Regions from separate parts of the Homo sapiens genome. Here all the other regions are linked to region 2. Evidence: read pairs that join two places in POLR2A ChIA-PET (ENCODE). Cell type or tissue: CD4-positive, alpha-beta T cell. All regions are shown on one strand. Each heading gives the region's core, and the rest is flanking DNA. Links, peaks and the distances in the headings are about the cores only. Region 1 overlaps SERPINE3 (serpin family E member 3). Region 2 overlaps TMEM272 (transmembrane protein 272). Region 3 overlaps INTS6 (integrator complex subunit 6). Region 4 overlaps WDFY2 (WD repeat and FYVE domain containing 2).

Region 1 (4,545 bases), core at 406-4,405, 480 kb before region 2:
TTCTTCACCCTGTGGGTGAGCAGGGCAGTAAAGCCCCACCACCTATACCTGGGTGACACTGAGCACCTTTGTTAATCTGTCTGGGCCTCTGCTCGCTCATATATAAAATGGGGATAATAATAGCCCTCAATTCACAGGACTGTCAAAAGCATTCAGTGTGATCAGGAGTGTTGAGTGTTTAGCACAATGTCTATGAACACAGTCAACCTCCGGCATTTTTTACCCTGTCATTGCATATTCTGGCAGGTCTAAAAATGTTCTTCCTGTGTGCAAATGTGCATGGACAAACTAGGCTAGGGCAGAGAAAAGATTTCACACAAAAATTCACTTCAAGCCAACTTACTCTACTATTTTAATGTTTCTGACTAAAAGAATGTGGGTCCCCTGGCCCAGAGAGGGTGGAAAGATGGAGAGGAGAGTTCTGTGACCATTCCTCAGGTCACACCACACTATGGACAAGGGAAGTGTTTCAATTCTTCTCTGCAGACAGTCAACATTCCTAGGAATGTGATCTCAGAAATACATGTGACCTTCCTCGATAGAGTAAAATCTGATTATAAGTATGTTTTTATCCATTTTTTTCTTACTACACTCAAATGCAAGCACTTAAGTTAGGCTGATTCATGAGATCAAGATTCTGAGTCAGTCTTTTGCAATTGTGGATTCTCAGGAGCAGCTTCGGTAGTGAACATATTGTGGACAAGTGATGTCTGCCTACTATTGTCCTCTGCAGCCTCGTTTGGCTGGGGACCCTGGCCAGGGTGGACTCTGGGTTCCCGTGCCTCCAGAGAACATTAGCCAGGAAACTCAGGGGTCTGCTGCTGCCTCCTGGCTTGGCTTCTGCAACATGAAGGGTGTCAGAGGGGACAGACCCCAAGTGAGTGAGAGTTTCATCCCAGTGAAAACCAGCCGGAGCCAGGTAGTGGAGGAAAAGATACCCAGCATTTTGTCTTACAGGGAGGGTTTGTAGATAACTGCAGGGCTGTGCCTAAAAGGGAGTAGAAGCAGCCTAAGCAAGGGGGCTTCACTTCTGGAAACACTCAGCTTGCATGTGTCAGGAATGAGAAGCTTGGGGTACGCCACTGTGTCTGGACTCACCAGTGGGCAAGAGCCCTCGTTCCAGCTATGGGATGCCTGGGGGAGGACAGAAGCTGCAGCTTGTGAATAATAACATGAAAACAAAATCCACTATTGATCATGGAAAGAAGGAAGCAATCTCCTGTATAAACAGTAAATAAATAGAAGTCCAGCTGCCATCCACGAAGGTGGAAGCTATCGACTCCCTCAAATGCTTATTATTTCCTTGACATTCTTGCAGCCTTTCACTGACATTAATAACACAAGCTGTCTGCTGGGTCTTAGGGAAACGGGGGATGGGAGGAGTTCTTACTTTTCCTCTGTATTTCTCAAATTGAAAGCATAGTTCTACACAAGGCTGAATCCAAATGTTACTCAGGCTCATGACACGCAGTTGTGGGAATGGATTTAAAGCCCCGTACAAGACATATTGACAGCACAACATCCTGGCCACCTCCCATCATTGTCACTGTAACATTGCACATAAATCTCCTGATGTGTTTGAAACCCCATCACCCTGCACCCTGGACCTGCTGTTTTCCCAGCCCTAGAATCTCTACTCCAACACACATCAACCTTCCTAAAGCAGAAAATTAAGGAAGAATATCCTCTATTCATCTACTGGATGTTGGTAGTGTTTTTCTATTTGACTTCATTGCAGCTTGATTTCTTTCATATCTAGCATGGTTTCTTCCCAACTTTTAATTGGTGGATCCAGGCTGATTTCTGAGCACATTAGCTATGACTTTTTCAAACTGGCTTTGTATGGTAGATGAACCTTATGAGCAAGAGTGGAGTTGCTGGCGTTCCATCTCAATGCAATGTGTGCTGGAGGTTGTGCTAACTCCTTACTCACACTCACCATTGTCAACTTATCCCAACTTGTTTTTCACAGACAAAAGGGTGAAAGATTTCTTGCATGCTGTTTATGCCACACTACCCACCTCCAGCCAAGGCACCGAGATGGAGCTGGCCTGCAGCCTTTTTGTGCAAGTGGGAACGCCACTGTCCCCCTGCTTTGTGGAGCACGTCTCCTGGTGGGCTAACAGCAGCCTGGAACCAGCCGACCTCAGTGAGCCCAATAGCACCGCCATCCAGACTAGCGAAGGGGCCTCCAGAGAGACTGCAGGTAAAAGAAAACTGTACATTTCAACAAGGCTAAGGCAGAGGGCTGCAGAGACAGAGTCTCACCCATCACTTGTCAGAGGCCATGGTGCTCAGGCCACCTTCAATTACAGCAGAAGTCTGTCCTCTTAGGAGATCCTACCCTTGAATGACAAGGGGACACTAAGTCCCTTTCTGCCTCTCTTCCTGCTCTGACCCTCTCCCACACAAATATACACATGGGCACACACACACACACACGAGCCACAAGAGCACACAAGAACACAGAATTGTGCTCTTCAGAGCCTCCCACCTCGGAGGACCCCACAGGCTTTCTCCCATGCAACTGTCCCCCGACTGAGCTCTGCTCTCATTTATAATAAACCACCTGTGATGGCAAAGTGCAACAGGAGCCAAAAAAAGTGGTTTCCTGGGAATTTAGGTTAAGGAAATAATTTAAGAAAAAGTTACACACAATAAGATGTTTAGCTCAGTGTTATTGAAGAAAGAGACTTACAAACAGCCTCGCTGCCCAGCAATGAGGTGTGAATCAGTGTAGCACAGCACCTGCATGTTATACAGTTGTAATTATTATGAAAGATAATTAAAATCATGAACGTTTACTGAGTGTTTAGTTTATTTAGTTAGCACTGCTCCCAGTTGATTGTCTCAGTTCACCCTCACAATAATCCTAAGGGGTAGGCGCTATTACTCTCCCCATTCTATAAATGGAGAAACTGAGGCACAGAAGGCTCAGCCTCCTGCCCAGGGTCCACAGGCCAGGATTCTAACCCAGGTGGTCCGGCTCCAGCATCCTTGATCATTTCAAAAGTTTCATAGCAATGTGGAGAACATTCAAGACCCAGTGTTGGTTAAAAAGCAAAATAGGATTGGGATGCCAAGGCGGGCAGATCACGAGGTCAGGAGTTTGAGACTAGCCTGGCCAACATGGTGAAACCCCGTCTCTACTAAAAATACAAAAAATTAGCCAGGCATGGTGGCATGTGCCTGTAATCCCAGCTACTCGGGGAGGCTGAGGCAGGAGAATCGCTTGAACCCAGGAGGCAGAGGTTGCAGTGAGCTGAGACTGCGTCACTGCACTCCAGCTTGGGCAACAGTGAGATTTCATCTCAAAAAAAAAAAAAAAAAAAAAAAAGCAGAATAGGAAGTGATATGTATACTACGACTGAATGGAAAACAGTAAGTGTGTGGACAAGGATGGCAGAATTAAATGCAAAAATTAACATCTTTTGTGATAAAGTTCTCTCTCATGCTCTTTTATTTTACCATGTCTTTTCAATTTACTTAAATATGTTTAATTCCCTGCTCACATCCTTGTGCTGCCAGGGCGTAAGGCCAGAGAAGCAGCTCCCAGTGCAGGCTGATTGTCCTCTAAGAAAAAGGGGCAGTTGGCTCAGTTGCTCAGAGCACAGAGTCCAGAGCCAGGCTGCTTGGGTTCAAATCCAAGCTTTCCATGGAGCTGCTAGGGTTCTATTTCAATGCAATCCACATTGCATTGGGTAACTGGGTGGATGGTGGCTTCACCCCTCATAAGTATGTGACCTTGCCCAACTTCTCTGAGCCTCAGTTCCCTCACCTGTGAAATAGGGAATAATAATAGAACTGTTAGGAGGAGTCGGTGAGGATTTGCTAAAGCACTTAGAACAGAGCCTATCACAAAGTGTGTGCATATTAAACAAATAAACAGCTGGGACAAAAACTATCCCCTTAAGGGTGGTCTGCCAGCTCCTCTTTCTGACACTGCATGAAATTTTAACTGCAGCCCTACAAAGACCATACCTTGAATATTGTTTTCTAAGCAAAGGCTCAGTGAGAGATTCAGCTCAGCAGCGGGGCAGGGTGGGGACTGGGGGCGACAATGTGCAGGATCTCCCATCACAGCACATACTCCTTCCAAGGGTCTGCCTGGGGAGGGAATGTCTAATAATTCCTAGGAAATGGCCCCAAACAGAACCAGGAGCAGCATCCCAACCTGTTCAGAAAAGAATAAAAAGCAGGGTCTTCAGCAACAGCTGGTTATAAACACATATCAATTTGCAATGAACATATTTTAATAAATACTCTACCAACCCAACTCCAGAGATGACTCACTGCCCCCACCTCCCCTGACTGGTCACCCAGGTGTCAGGACTTCTGAGTTCTCACTTTCCATTTCCCTCTCCACACCCTCATCCCCCAGCAGGGGTTGTCATTGTCGCCCCCATACCCAGCCCTACAGAGCCTCTGACTCTGGCCCTGTGAGGTTATCTTAAAGACTCTAGGTCTAGGATTTTTATAAAATGACCATATCGCTCAACAGTCCCCAAAAGTTGAGAGCAGCTCCTGGTGCCTTGGGTCCCTGAC
Region 2 (4,545 bases), core at 387-4,386:
CTCAACCTCCCAGGCTCAAGCGATTCTCCCACCTCAGCCTCCTGAGTATCTGGGATCACAGGGATGTGCCACTATGCACAGCTAATTCTTTTTTTCTTGTAGAGAAGAAGGACTCACTATGTTGCCCAGCTTGTTCTCAAACTCCTGGGCTCAAGTGATCCTCCTGCCTGGGCCTCCCAAAGCGTGGGATTACAGGCCTGAGCCACTGTGCCCAGCCCAGGCCAAAGCATTTAAAAACTGATACATGATTCGTTGTTTGCTTCCTCTGCTTTGACCACCTGGAAACCATGGGTGGAGATGGATTGTTCTCAAGATTGAAGCAGACTGGACTATTATGTCATCACATTGCCTGAGAAGTCCCCATGCCCCCTGAGCCATGATGGAATTTGCGTAAGCAAGAAATAAACTCTTACAGTGTTAAGCCACTGGGATTCCAGGGTTAATTTGTGGCTGTAGCACAGTTAAGTTACCCTGACTAACACATCTGTCAACAGAGTCCAAGAAAGGGAATTCTTACTGTAGAACCAAAGCCTCCTGTTTAAATGACATTTAGACTTTTAGCTTTGATTTGGAATTTTATTCCCTATAAATGCCTTGATACTTAAGCAGAGGGAGTAAACTGTTTTTCTATGACTACACCATATTCCATTGAAATGAACAAAATTTTCTAGGTATACAGAGAGCCATAAATTCAGGGCCCAAAACAGAGTTTAGTCAAATATACACGTTGATCCAATCATCAACCTATGGAGGCTTGTCTTTTAGTTATCTCTGATGTTTAGGTGAATTTGTTATTAAATGGAAATACTTTCCAAGTCTCAACACAGCCTTTTCACACAAAGACCTTTAAGTACTTGGTGCCAAATTTGTTGGACATGGACTGCCTTTCAATTCAAAAGCCAGCTGTGAAATGAACATTGAGTAATGGCTTAGATATCTGCTCATTCCCAATGAATAAAAACAGCTGCTGTTCACAGGAGAGTCAATCAGTGCACAGATGGCTTAAAACGATCCTAATAAATTTAATAAAAGCCATCTTTCCCCCTGTGTTCTCATGTACTTCTTAGGACCTACCTTAACTCTAGATTTTCTTTCTTGTCTGATCTGCAGTATCACGATTATTCTTTTTGGTTTTAGATCTCTCCCTAGTTCAGTTGATAACAACTACCAAATGTAGTGATTTTTAAAATATTTGTTATTGTGATAAAATATCTCAACAAAAATTGCCATTTTAACCATATTTAAGTGTACAATTCATCGGCATAATTACATGCATCATCTTGTGCAACCATCACCACTATCTATTTCCAAAATGTTTTCATCACCCCAAACACAAACTCTATAACCAATATTGCTCTAGAAGCAATAACACCTCCAAAACCCTCTTTCCGCAGTGGATGTGGTGATTTTAATATAATATCCATGGGAATTGGCTTGTGGGGTCTTGTCTCTTTTATGCAGCCTTATTGGTGGATGAATTGTTGCAGTTAAGTTCATTTGAAAGATAACTGGCTGGGCGCGGTGGCTCATGCCTGTCATCCCAGCGCTTTGGGAGGCCGAGGCGGGCAGATCACTTGAGGTCAGGAGTTCAAGACCAGCCTGGCCAACGTGGTGAAACCCTGTCTCTACTAAAAATATATAAATTAGCCAGGCATGGTGGTGGGCGCCTGTAATCCCAGCTACTAAGGAGGCTGAGGCACAAGAATCACTTGAGCCGGGTAGGCAGAGGGTGCGGTGAGCCGAGATCGCTCCACTGCACTCCGGCCTGGGCGACAGAGTGAGACCCTGTCTCAAAAGAAAGCAAAAAGAAAGGTAACTAACCACAGGGTCCAAAGGCTAGGGTTCTCTTACCTTACAGATTTTGCATAGAATGCCCTCTGGAGAGTACCCCCGACTTCATAAGCAGGGCATGCCTAACATCTTGTGAACTCTTCTTGGAAGAACAGAGCCATATAATAAGTGTTAATTTTTGAATTGCACTGTAATAATCACAGCACCAGGGCCTGCTGAAGTGATTGAATTGTTCACTCTTACACTAAATGGCCCCAGACTACTTGGCTGTTTCAGTTCTCTGCAAACCTTAAAATCTTATCTTCTTTTTTATTTCCTGTCAGGCTGTTAGCTTTCATGTCTTACAGATCTAAGGATACTGTTTTTGTTTCCATTTTTAGTATTGTGGCTTTAGCAGGGGTGGCAGGGTGAAACTTACATAACAAAAGAAACCATTCTAAAGTGAATAATTCAGTGGCATTTAGTGGATTCACAGTGTTGTGCAACTACCACCTCCATCTAGTTCGAAAACATTTTCATCACCTCAAAAGGAAGGCTCCTACCCATTAAGCAATTAGGGTACTGGGTGTTTCGTTGTTGCTGTTTTGCAACAACTCCTATGCTCTTTTACTTTCTGCTCCAATATGCTGTGAGCTTGGACCTAGAACACTGGGCCTGCTGAGCTGCTTCTTTTTTGTTTTTGTGTTTTTTTTTTTTTTTGGAGACAGGGTCTCAGTCCTGTTGCCCAGGCTGGAGGTATAGTGGCACGATCATCCCACCTCAGTCCCCCGAGTAGCTGGGACTACAGGCACACGCAACCACACCCAGCTAATTTTTAAGTCAAGACTTGCATTTTTTGGTAGAGACAAGGTCTCACTATGTTGCCCAGGCTAGTCTCAAACTCCTGGGCTCAAGCAATCGGCCCGCCTCAGCCCCACTAACTGCTGGGATTACAGGCGTGAGCCACCATGCCCAGCCATGCTGGGCTTCTAGGTAAATAGGGGTAGCTAGGTCCTGTACACAGGGCTCCCATTAGCAATGTTCAGGAGCATGAGATTAATTTCACTGACACGTGATAACAATTTTTAGCTACTTAAGGAGCTTCCCCCATCCTGCCCCTCCCCTGACCTTCGCTAGACCTCACACTTCTGGATTATGAGGTTGTTTAATATACGTGATTTATGGAAATATTTACTCATTCATTCAGCAAAAAAAAAAAAAAAAAAATGTATAGAGTGCCCATACATCACCTAACGCCAGGTGCATTTTTTGTATTGCTTGCAACCTGCTTCCACAAGGGAACATAGGAACTGGGAAGGGACTTTGGGAAACCTCTAGCCCAGTCACTTCCAAACTTGGGCTGGAGGGATCAGAATCATCTGGGGACAGATTTCTAAAAGAGAGTGTCTGTCCCCACCCAGATATACTGCACTGATATCTCCCAGGGCGGGGCCCAGGAATGTGTATTTTTTAAATCTTCACCAAGTCATTCTGAGATGGCACATAGGTGTCTGGGAATCATCGGGCTGGCCAGTTCTTCTTAAACACATATTTAATGTTTAAAGATTACATGCCTTGGGTCCATGCCCCAACCTGGCTGACCTGTGGCGTCCAGCAGCTCGGAAGGCAGCTTACCTATGAAGGTCATGGACAGCGGCAGAGCCAGGAAAGCACAGAGCACAACAACGAAGCAGGCTGCAAGGAGAAGAAGGGGCAGGCACTGGGTTAGAAACACACAGACCCCTGCATTTCCTCTTCACTGCAGTTTCTTAAGCATCCTGTGAAACCTGACTTTCTCTCCAGTGGCAAGTCAGCAGACAGGAGGAGAAGGTCGCAGCTCGCCTGGGGCTCCCACACAGTGGATGCAAGCCAAGACTTGCACTTCTCAGAGAGCTGAACATCTCTCGTGATCACTTTGCCGATGCCAAGGCCCAGATATCCTGCAGGACCTCTCCAAGTCTGACAGCTTATGGAAAAGGAGTTTATAAACTGCCACTGTGCCCGTGCCAGGATGCCAGAAGCTGCCGGCATCCACTGAGCCAGGCAGGATTCACCCTGTGCTTCCTGGGTGCCTGTACTCAGGGCAGATGGTTCTTCTCTTCCCTGGATAAAATTCACTGACAACTCACTTTATCACTGAAAGTATTTGCTTCACAAAATCTTCTTCCCTTTCCATTCACTTGGTTATATATTCCACAGCCCATGACATTAGATGGGCTCCTAAAACTTCTTGCTGACACACAGTATAATAGAGCTTTGAACTGGCTTGGGGTTTTTCTTTCTGTTAATGCCACCAATCCAACTTTTAGACATTGGGAAAGAACAGAGGAATGGGGGCTACACAGGCTTGGGTCCAAATCCTGGCCCTGTCACTCACTGGCCATGTGGCTTTGGGCAAATTCGTTGACATCCGGAAGCCGTTTTCCTCTTCTGTAAAAGGTGGTGACAGATGTATGCACAAGGACCTCAGGGTATGGCAACTTTTGTGATTAGGCAATTACTTCCCTGCTTTGCTTCTTGGTTTCCTCATCTGTTCTCCAGATCGGCAGATATATCTGCAGATATAGGTTTTGCTTGGCCAGCATTTTTTTTTGAAAGTGTGAATTTGAATGCCTCTTGGGTAGGCCTGCCCCCCAGTTCCCACTGTCAGAGTCTTGACAGCATCACACATCTGTGCTTTCTGCTGAGTCCTGTTGTCATGCTGAGAGCAGAGGATCTCTGAGTGAACCTCATGGTAGCTTCTGTAGCATCTACTCCTTCCTCTCTAGGTCATCA
Region 3 (4,545 bases), core at 331-4,330, 400 kb before region 2:
CTTTTTTTTAGCTTCTAGTAGTTTAAGGTCAATATTTGTTCAGAGGAAAGAGCAATCACTTGACAACCTGCAATACTGAAATACTTTCTTCAACAAAGTTTTACCCCAACAAATTGCAAAGGTAAAGTCTTTCTAATTTTTTAACAACTTTATTGAGAAATTCATCCATTTTATGTGTTCAACGAGTTTTAGTAAATTTACAGAGTTGTACAACCATCACCACCATGCAGTTTTAGAACATTTCCAACATCTTAAAAAGATCCCTGTGCCCATTTGCAGTCAGTCTCCCAAACACTTCCAGGCAAGCACTAATCAACTTTATGGACATTCCATATAAATGGAATAATGCTATATGAGGTCCTTTGCATCTAGGGTAATGTTTTTCAAGTTCATCCATGTTGTAGCATGTCACAATTCATTCCTTTTTATTGCTAAATAGCACTCCAAGTTTCTTAATTTTATGTCTGGTATAGTTCAACCTACAATCATGTCCTCTTTTATGAGGAAGTGAAAACAGATGAGGTGCCAAAAAAACCTGCTCTTTGTATAGTCCACGCTACTTCTTTCTAAAATGCAAATCTAATAACTTTCTCCTCTACTAAAATCTCTTCAATCCATAAGGTTCCCATCTGTAAGGTTCAATCTATAAGGTTTTCATCAATCTGTAAGACAAAGTCGAAACTCCTTGGCAGAGAATATAGGACGTGCCATGCCAATCTATCTAGTCTCATTTCCTGCTGCTGTTTTTCTTGAACACTTTGCCAGCTATCAATACTGAGGTACATACAGTTCTCCCAAACTCTCTTCAGTGACCTTTATGTCTTTGCATACATCTACTTCACAAACTTGAATTAACCTTTCAAAATCCAACTCAAGACATTTCCTAGAGCCAGCTCCGGCCTCACTTTCTCAACTGTACCATCTTATTAGCTTGTGCTTTAATAATTTTACATCTTACACTATGCCATAACTGTACCTCTCATATCAAACTCATGAGCCAGTACCTAACCCTGCATCTGAACTTCACTACTGTTCAATAAGCATCTGTTCACTTTAACTGAATACTCTCTACTAGTGGTGTTCTACCCACTTCATAAAGGAAAAATCAATTCCATAAAGTCCACTCTCTAAAACTAATGTGAAAAGGATCTAACAGAAGTAGTACAATACAACTCCAAGGTCTAGAACAGTAGTCTACAAAACAGGGTATACACCAGCGATCAGCAAACTATAGCCCACCAACCAAATCCAGCCCAGAGCCTATTTTTTGTAAATAAAATTTTATTGAACACGGCCACTCTCACTCATTTAACATACTGTCTATGGCTGCTTTTGCCCTCCAACAGTGGAATAGTTCCAGTACACACTATACAGGCTGAAAAACCTAAAATGTTCACTATCTGGCCCTTCAAAGAAAATGTTTGCTGACCCCTAGTATAAATCATGATCCATGTTATTCAAGAAGCAAAGATCAGAATTTCCTTTGTATAAATTTTTTCCTCTCATCTTTTTAAAGTTCTATTTTAATATATGTTTTTAACATAATAATATTAATGCAGTAGTCACATATATAATTTCTAAATTTAAAAATGTGCATACACTGGGAATGGTACATACTTAATTTTTTTTTTTTTTTACTAATATAGGTGGTTCATTTAAAAAAAAAAAGTTAAGTCTTAGGACAAGCTTTAGCATTTAAATTTAGTAATCAACGTTATTAGCAATCAATGTTATTACATGAATAACTGAGTTCTGTGAGTGCTTCAAATCACAGAGAAAGAGGCCCAGAATTAAACTTTTTCCAAAATACTCAAAACATCTCTGGAGAATCTTTTTCTGGTGCTAAAAATGTCATTGAAATGATGCAGGTAGTACTAATATTCTTCAACAGAATGCAATAAAATACGAGCTACATAAATCCAAACTTGGTTCAAAGGTAGCTATGTTTTTTTAAAAAAGGTTATTATAACAGACAAAGCAAATGCAAACTTATCCTTCCAAACCCTGATAATTGGTAATACCAAATAACTGGTATCTAATAAATATACAAATCAAGAGAATACCTTGCTAGCTAAATTAAAAAAAAAAAAAAAAAACTATCCATACTTAACAACCAAGTGCAATTTTGTAACCAAAGTGTTCCTTAGCTATGATAGCAAGGCTATTTCGGTCTAAGACAACAGATACTAACCTAAAGCTGTGAAGAGCCCCAGGAAATACCGAGTTCCTCACTTACAGATCTTAAGCTTAGCAAGGTGGTTCTACTAACTCAAAAGCTGGGGTCTGATAATCATCATCAACCAATTTATAAGCTCAAAGTTAATTACCAATTGAACCTGGATTTATCAGTTTAGGGTTGTCATTCTATGTTGAATCAGATTCTCCAACAAATAGTCATAGCCCCCAGAGAGAACTACACTCTACTCTGCTCACCTTTAAGGCTTTTTCTGAGGCCTTCCGAGATGACTAGCATCAGACTTTTGAGGAAGGCTAGCCATTAGACAAGGCTTTTCCCCACGATCTGACTGCTTGAAGTGACATCCAGGATCAGGTCGATCCTGTATCCAGGAATCATGACCCTCCCTGAGGCACCAGTCATCATGAGACAGTCAGTGCACTTTAGCACTTCTTGAAAACCACTGGGCTGCTCCTTTAGCTGAAAGGAAAAAAAACATCAAAACCACAACAAACAAAACAAAGGGGGAAAAATCAGTAATTCAATCTGAAAAGACAGAGCGTGGGGAAAAATATACCAAAACAGCCTTGTCTAGATCAAAATGCAGCCTTGCCTTGATGTAAAGCCCATAGTTTCAATGTCTTTCTAGTCACTGCACTAAGGTTATTCCTAATATAAAAGTCTAAAAAGTTTAATATCTACAGTATTACATCTGAAAAGAACAAGTGAAAGTGGAAGTTAAATAAAATCACTATGGAAATACAGCTAAATAAGTATTATCAAGGTATTTATAAATGACTAGCAGCCTAAGGGTTATTTACAAGAGAGTGCACCATCAGAAAACCACATACTCAACATTTTCATTCTCTCAAAATTGAAATCTGACATGGAGAAGCATGAAACACCCAAATAGGCTAAGTTTAACAGAAAAGTGCCAATCTATTAAATAAAAAATTAGGCTAGTATCCTCTGACTTACTTGACACCAGTACACAGAGTAAAACACACACACACACTGCTCTTAACCTAGCATTCTGTAGAATTTTCAATGTTTGCTTGAAATAAGCAATTTTAAATGTTCATATCATATGTCCTTAAATTTCAAACAAACTTTAAAAGCTGATTTAACGCTTATTTATTTAAATCTGCTTCAAAGTAAAAAAAAAATTTAACTATCAGAATCTGCTCATTTCAATTTTTAAATACAAAATATTTTCCTAAAACATAATGTTAAAAGGCAAGAAAAAGTCTTTGAGGTAATTGTTTTAAATGTTAAATTATAAATCCTTTAAAACATCCTTACACGAAAGGTAATGATACTTTGTCTGTCAATTACTTTACCTTCCTTTCTCCTCCTTTATTTTTTATCACCCACATCTCAGTTAACACTACCAAATATCCACATAGATGCCCAAGTTGGAAAGTGGAAAATAATACTAAACCAGTATATTTTTACTTATTTGAGAATATGATTAAAGCTATGGATCTCTTTACCCAGAAAAAAGTTCATGCACACAGATGGACAATGTGTAGACAGGATGTCAGGGAATTCACAGAACTCTCCTCAGACCAAGCATGGACCCTAGGTTCAGGGCTCCTGTCAAATACTTTGCCTTTTTTCTCCTATCTTACAAATCATCTTTGAAAACCTGCCTAGCTTACCTACCGAACCTCTCAGAATTCTGCCTTCCTGTCCAGCACTAGCTAAGTTTTGGCATTCCCCATATCTTCTAGGTTGTTACATGTAGTTTGCTAACTCTTCCCATCTTACCACCCTCCAGTCTACCTTTCACCTTGCTGGCACAGTAATCTTACTAAAATGCAAATCTGATCATGTGACTCACCTGCTTAAAATCTTCAATACCTTCCCTGCAAATGCTAACAGAATGAAGTCCTGTCTCCTTAGGGTGCTATTACCTGCCCTCTACCTACATTTCAAGCTTCTACTCTTCCTACCTATACTTTCCATACTCCAGGTGTACAATTTATAATCTCCTGATACACTGTTTTCAAGTCTTCATGCTTTTGCATACTGTTTTCTCTTCCTGATATGTCATGGCTCAATTCCTTACTCTTCCCTCAAAACTTTACTCCTTTCTTTACGCTGTCTCAGAACCTTCTGTTTATTTCTGCCATGAGATTTATCTTAATGTATTACAAATGTTTATTTACTTGCCTGTCTTCAAAGATAATACGTTTTCTAGCCTTGCTTAATTCCATCTGTGTGTCCCCAGTACCTAGAACATAAATATAGAACTAAATATAAACGTATGGAGCTGCCGCTATTCTTATACACAGCCAAAGTAACTATGTATCACAAGGAAAACTGTTGCTGAATTAATTTAAAATATACTTTCACAATTCAAAATC
Region 4 (4,545 bases), core at 279-4,278, 61 kb before region 2:
CTACCTTCTCCCTCCCAGCCCACAGAGCCACTCAGAGGCTGAAGCCACTTCACAGCCCACTGGTGTTGAGAATCATCATCAGAAAACCAGATATGTCAAGGTATCCATTGCTCTTTCCTTTTCTCTCATCTGTGTGGGTGCTTGAATTTGGTGAAATGCGTTTAGCAAACCAACTGTGTGTTTGTAATACTGTGAATTCTTGCGTTTTGCATTAAGTGTCTCCCCCATTTTTGTAATTTGTAGAGAAATATGTGCTGGTGTTGGGTGTCTTCCAAGCATTTTATGGAAATGGAGGCTCCATTCCTTAGGAGTAAAAGCTGGCGCCAGCACTTGGCTCTTGTTCTGTCTAGGTGAACTCTCATAATTCTTGTTTTACCCTGTTGGATTTGCACTTTACATATATTTTTGCTCTATTACTTAAACATATAGCAGCTTTTACAAATAATGCCTAACATGCCTGCGCTGAGAAAGTGGCAGATCTACACATATCATACGCAGAGTTGTTCTCTACCTGATGGGGCAAAACCAACCACATGTTCTTGGTTCCTCCAAACGAATGACATTACTTGACATTACTGCCTGAGTGTATCTTCACAATAGCAAAATGGTTTGAGATTAAGCATTTGGAATCTTATGTCATTTTGTATGGGGTCAATCCACCATAACGTGTTTCTCATTTGGTTTTAATTATTTCCAGAAATCATAAAGTCACAAAACTGGAAGGGATCTTCAGAGATCTAGAGTGTTTCAAGCAGAAAACACATTAGTTATACAGGGCAGTTAGATATGGCTGAGATGTAAACAAGAGAATCTAAAAGAATGTTCAAGGAATAGCTGTTTTTGAACATTACTTAGTAATGGCATGAGTGGGAGGAGAGACTTTCAGCACCTTGAGACAGGGCGCTCTCTGGAACCAGCTTTGTTCCTCTTATCGAAAGCATATATGACAGTTTTTTTGGCTCCGGCCCTGTGGTGGGGGAGGTAATTATTGCCTTCATCCACATAAATTCCTTCCTATACATTCCCCTCAGACCACCCCAGAGGCAAAACTGAAATGGAAATCCAGTGGCACTTAAAATTCACCCTGCCCCGTTTGGCTGCGATTCCCAGGCTTACAGCACTGCCCTTATGGAATATCACATTTTCATTTTCTGAGATTCATTTTATAAAAGTAAAGGCCAGGTGCCATGGCTCACACCTATAATCTGAACACTTTGGGAGGACAAGGTGGGAGGATTGCTGAGCCCAGGAGTTCAAGACCAGCCTGGGCCACACAGCAAGATCCTGTCACTACCAAAAATTCAAAACTTAGTTGGGTGTGGTGGCACACACCTGTATTCCCAGCTACTCAGGAAGCTGAGGCGGGAGGATCACTCGAGCCCAGGAATTCAAGGATGCAGTGAGCTATGATTGCACTACTGCAGTCCAGCCTGGGCAGCAGAGCAAGGCCCTGAATAAATAAACAAAAGTATAATTTATTTTTGCCTGATATTAATCACTTCTTAAGGCCCAAATTTTTGTTTTTAAGCAAAAGGATAGCTCTAAGTGTGGGTTGCAGTTACTGGACATAAATATTCACTAAATGAGATTCCTTTGGTTATGGCTGTTCATAGAATTTTAATTCTATGTCAGTGTTCTTGTTCACTAAGATATTTCGAAGTGAGAGAAAGCATTTTACCAATACATTCTTATTTTTTCTCCTTTAAAATAATATTGAATTTTTCCTGGTACGAAGACAGATATTTATTAACTTGATTGGAAAACACAGAAATTAAGATCATGTTGAACACTGAGTTATCTAGATGATCCCTGAGATTTGAATGTTCATGTCAACCGTGTTGAGCGCTCACCAGCCACCAGGCTTTAGGCACTGGCAGTGCAAGGTGTCTGAGGCCCATTCTCAGGCTGGGCAGAGGTCACACAGTGAGTAAATGGGTCTTTTCAGTGCAATGTGGTTATGATAGAGGCATGCCAGGGTGCCACTAACCCAGCAGGTGTGGCAGGAGGGGCTTCACAGAGGAAAGGGACTTTGAGCTCAGTGTTAAAGGATGAGGAGTGAGTCATAAGGGGGAAAAATGGAAATGACTTTCCAGGCTTCAGAAACAGCATAAACAAACAAAGGCCTGAGAGCTGGAGTCAGTGTGGTGTGTCCAGGGATCACAAGTGGGCTGGAGCTGCCGGAGAACAGCCAAGTGGCTCAGCTGCCATCCCAGAATTGAGCTCGTCACTATCAGATGCTGCTGCTCCCTGGCCTCAGAGGAAAGCAGCACACAGCTCACCACGAGGGGTTTCCCCAGAGGCTCCTCCTGCAGCCAATGCTACTATTAGTTTATATTATAATAGTATCAGTTTCTTTTTCTTTGGAAATCCCTAGAACTGTTAACTGAAGGTGACTCAGGGTAACTAATTCTGGATCTTTGGGTGCACAGCCTCTCACTGGAGTCTGAGAGGAGGAGGTGGAGACTATCAGTGCACGGCCCGCAACCAGGAAGGACTCCCAGACTAACGCCAAAGGTGTGTTGGGCTCAGCTGCTCCACTGTGGAAAAGGAAAGCCCTGGCCCTGTGGCAGGAGAGGATTGTTCTAGTCAAGTGTGGCGTTGCACGGACAGGCGGTGCCGAGTGTTTGGGTGCAGACACAGGCAGCTGCTGCCCTCCACTTCCTGCTCTTGCAAGTCACAGATGATTCCAGTACAATGTGGGAGGTCCTCCTTACAGGGGCACTTGCAACAGGAAGGCAGAGAGTTTCGTCAATTCAGGTACAGGTCTGTCTGGGAGACCTGGCCCTGTGGAGGCAGGAACACCGTGCAGGGGCATGGCAGCGCCTGTCTTTGCTATCACATCATTTGCCTTTTCCTTGTAGGACCCAAAGATCTATGTCCAAAACTTAGTCCAGAAACATCTGCATTCCTGTTTAAACTTCAGCTCAGTTTCTTAACCAAGAACCACGTCAACCCTCCAGGGTTGTGGTTTGTATTTTTGCCTTTAAGCATTATCTCCTTTCCACCAAGAAGCCTACTTAGGTTTAACACATGAAAGCAGTGTCTAAAAATTAGATCGGTCCTAAATTGGAATGGGATGTCTTCCTTGCATGTCCCATACCAGGGAATTTTTTTAACACACAGTGTAGAGCCTTTGCCAGAGATGTTGAAAGGGAGATTAAAGGCTTGAGGGATGAATTTGATCATCATTCTTAAAGTCCCTTCCAATCCTGTGATTCTCTGATTCCCTGAGTCTCGTTTATTATTGGACATGCCTAGCCCATCACCAGTGACCTGCCCGCATATTGCTGGCTTCCCTTGGATAACGGAGAGCCTATCACCACATGCCTTTGTTGTCTTCCATCATATCAAGTGAGTTGCTTTCTGGACTTTTTCCATCTAGAGCCTGCTAGGTTTGGTTTTGAGAAAAGATGGTGAAGTTTCTTTTCATGAGTTTGTAGGGCAAAAAAAATTCTTTTTAAAGATGGTAAGGGTGGAAATTAATCATGGTACCATCTCATTAAAAATAGATACCTCAAAATGTTTACCTTTACAAGTCAAGAAGAGTATCTGACTTTCTTGGAAGTGTCAAGAATTGCAGGTTGGCTGAAAAGTTAGATTGAGAATCTGACCTTGTTACTTATGATTCTTTTTTCCCTTGGTTCTCGGGGATGCATGAGAAGGTGAGCTGTCACTCACAAAAAAAGGGAAAATGATTTGAAAAATGTTTCACATATACACTTTTTATCATTTTAGTGGATGGCAGCCTTACGTCAGTAGTATATGCCACTATGAAGTATGGCCAAAACCCTAGCGTCACTTGTAACCATTGTACTCTTATGGATTTGTGTCTTACACCATTTGCCTTGCTTTTTAAATGACTTTGTTTTTCAAGGTGCTGTCATTTTGCAAAAGGAAATCTTTATATGAAATGTACAAAAACCGTTACTAACTGGACAACAGGGAAGGTGCTGGCCCCACATTAGTGCCTGCCCACCGCTCTACTTCTAACCAGGGACACGGATCTTCCATTCTCTACATCCACCGGACTGCAGCCCAAGTCTGGACCTGGCTGCAGTGGGCATATTACCGTATGGATATCTTTTTCTTTCTTTTTTTAAAGTGAGGAGATTCTTCAGGGGGTCAGGCTGAGAATGTAATAAGCCTGACATTGGAACAGATTTCTCCCGTGTGGTCTAGCTGGACCCCTCCGGCATTTGCCACACTCCCTGCCAGTCCTGACATTGACTTCCTGAATGTGATTAGGTGGTAATGAGCAAGAATTTCCTAGGATATTGAAACATCTGTATCCAGGCCCCCAATCAAATGCTGCTGAATATTGTGAATGTTTTTACTCCGCTCACTTTCCCACTGTGCTTTCCTCTAACCAAAATATACGTGTAGCCATTACCAATGTACAACTCTCAATGCGGAGTTGCCGCCACGGTTTAAAATAAATCTCTGTGAAAACCTTTCTGCAGCTATGGTCCCATCACGGTTACATGTGGCCACGCACACACCGACAACCTTGCTGTGCTGTTTAGCCCTGTGGGTTCTGTCCAGTTG

Evidence for each region. Peaks named below come from ENCODE experiments on the same cell type or tissue, not always from the same donor. Only the 100,000 strongest peaks of a DNase experiment are listed, where the experiment ranks them.
Region 1: POLR2A ChIA-PET joins it to region 2 with 5 read pairs; 2 of 35 experiments call an interaction of 5 or more read pairs at or near these places.
Region 3: POLR2A ChIA-PET joins it to region 2 with 5 read pairs; 3 of 35 experiments call an interaction of 5 or more read pairs at or near these places.
Region 4: POLR2A ChIA-PET joins it to region 2 with 9 read pairs; 3 of 35 experiments call an interaction of 5 or more read pairs at or near these places.

The regions. Positions count from the first base shown.
Region 1 is chr13:51,342,280-51,346,824 of GRCh38, forward strand. SERPINE3 (serpin family E member 3) reads left to right here. Exons shown (of 10, transcript NM_001386375.1): 4 at 1,973-2,206. It also overlaps a transcript of INTS6 not described here. Among named protein-coding and RNA genes, the nearest start is that of MIR5693, 4.1 kb to the right of the region's middle. In CD4-positive, alpha-beta T cell, for the core only: no CTCF peak of the experiment used is centred there; no DNase peak of the experiment used is centred there.
Region 2 is chr13:51,823,161-51,827,705 of GRCh38, forward strand. It overlaps TMEM272 (transmembrane protein 272), which reads right to left. Exons shown (of 5, transcript NM_001351003.2): 3 at 3,406-3,465. Among named protein-coding and RNA genes, the nearest start is that of TMEM272, 20 kb to the right of the region's middle. In CD4-positive, alpha-beta T cell, for the core only: no CTCF peak of the experiment used is centred there; DNase peaks (open chromatin) are centred at 2,191 and 3,547; H3K4me3 peaks cover 3,951 bases; H3K27ac peaks cover 4,000 bases.
Region 3 is chr13:51,418,679-51,423,223 of GRCh38, forward strand. All of the region lies in intron 4 of INTS6 (integrator complex subunit 6), which reads right to left. Among named protein-coding and RNA genes, the nearest start is that of INTS6, 32 kb to the right of the region's middle. In CD4-positive, alpha-beta T cell, for the core only: no CTCF peak of the experiment used is centred there; no DNase peak of the experiment used is centred there; H3K4me3 peaks cover 662 bases.
Region 4 is chr13:51,762,341-51,766,885 of GRCh38, forward strand. It overlaps WDFY2 (WD repeat and FYVE domain containing 2), which reads left to right. Exons shown (of 12, transcript NM_052950.4): 12 at 1-4,545. It also overlaps a transcript of DHRS12 not described here. Among named protein-coding and RNA genes, the nearest start is that of DHRS12, 40 kb to the right of the region's middle. RefSeq lists an enhancer at 2,181-2,500. In CD4-positive, alpha-beta T cell, for the core only: no CTCF peak of the experiment used is centred there; a DNase peak (open chromatin) is centred at 2,281; H3K4me3 peaks cover 902 bases; H3K27ac peaks cover 2,272 bases.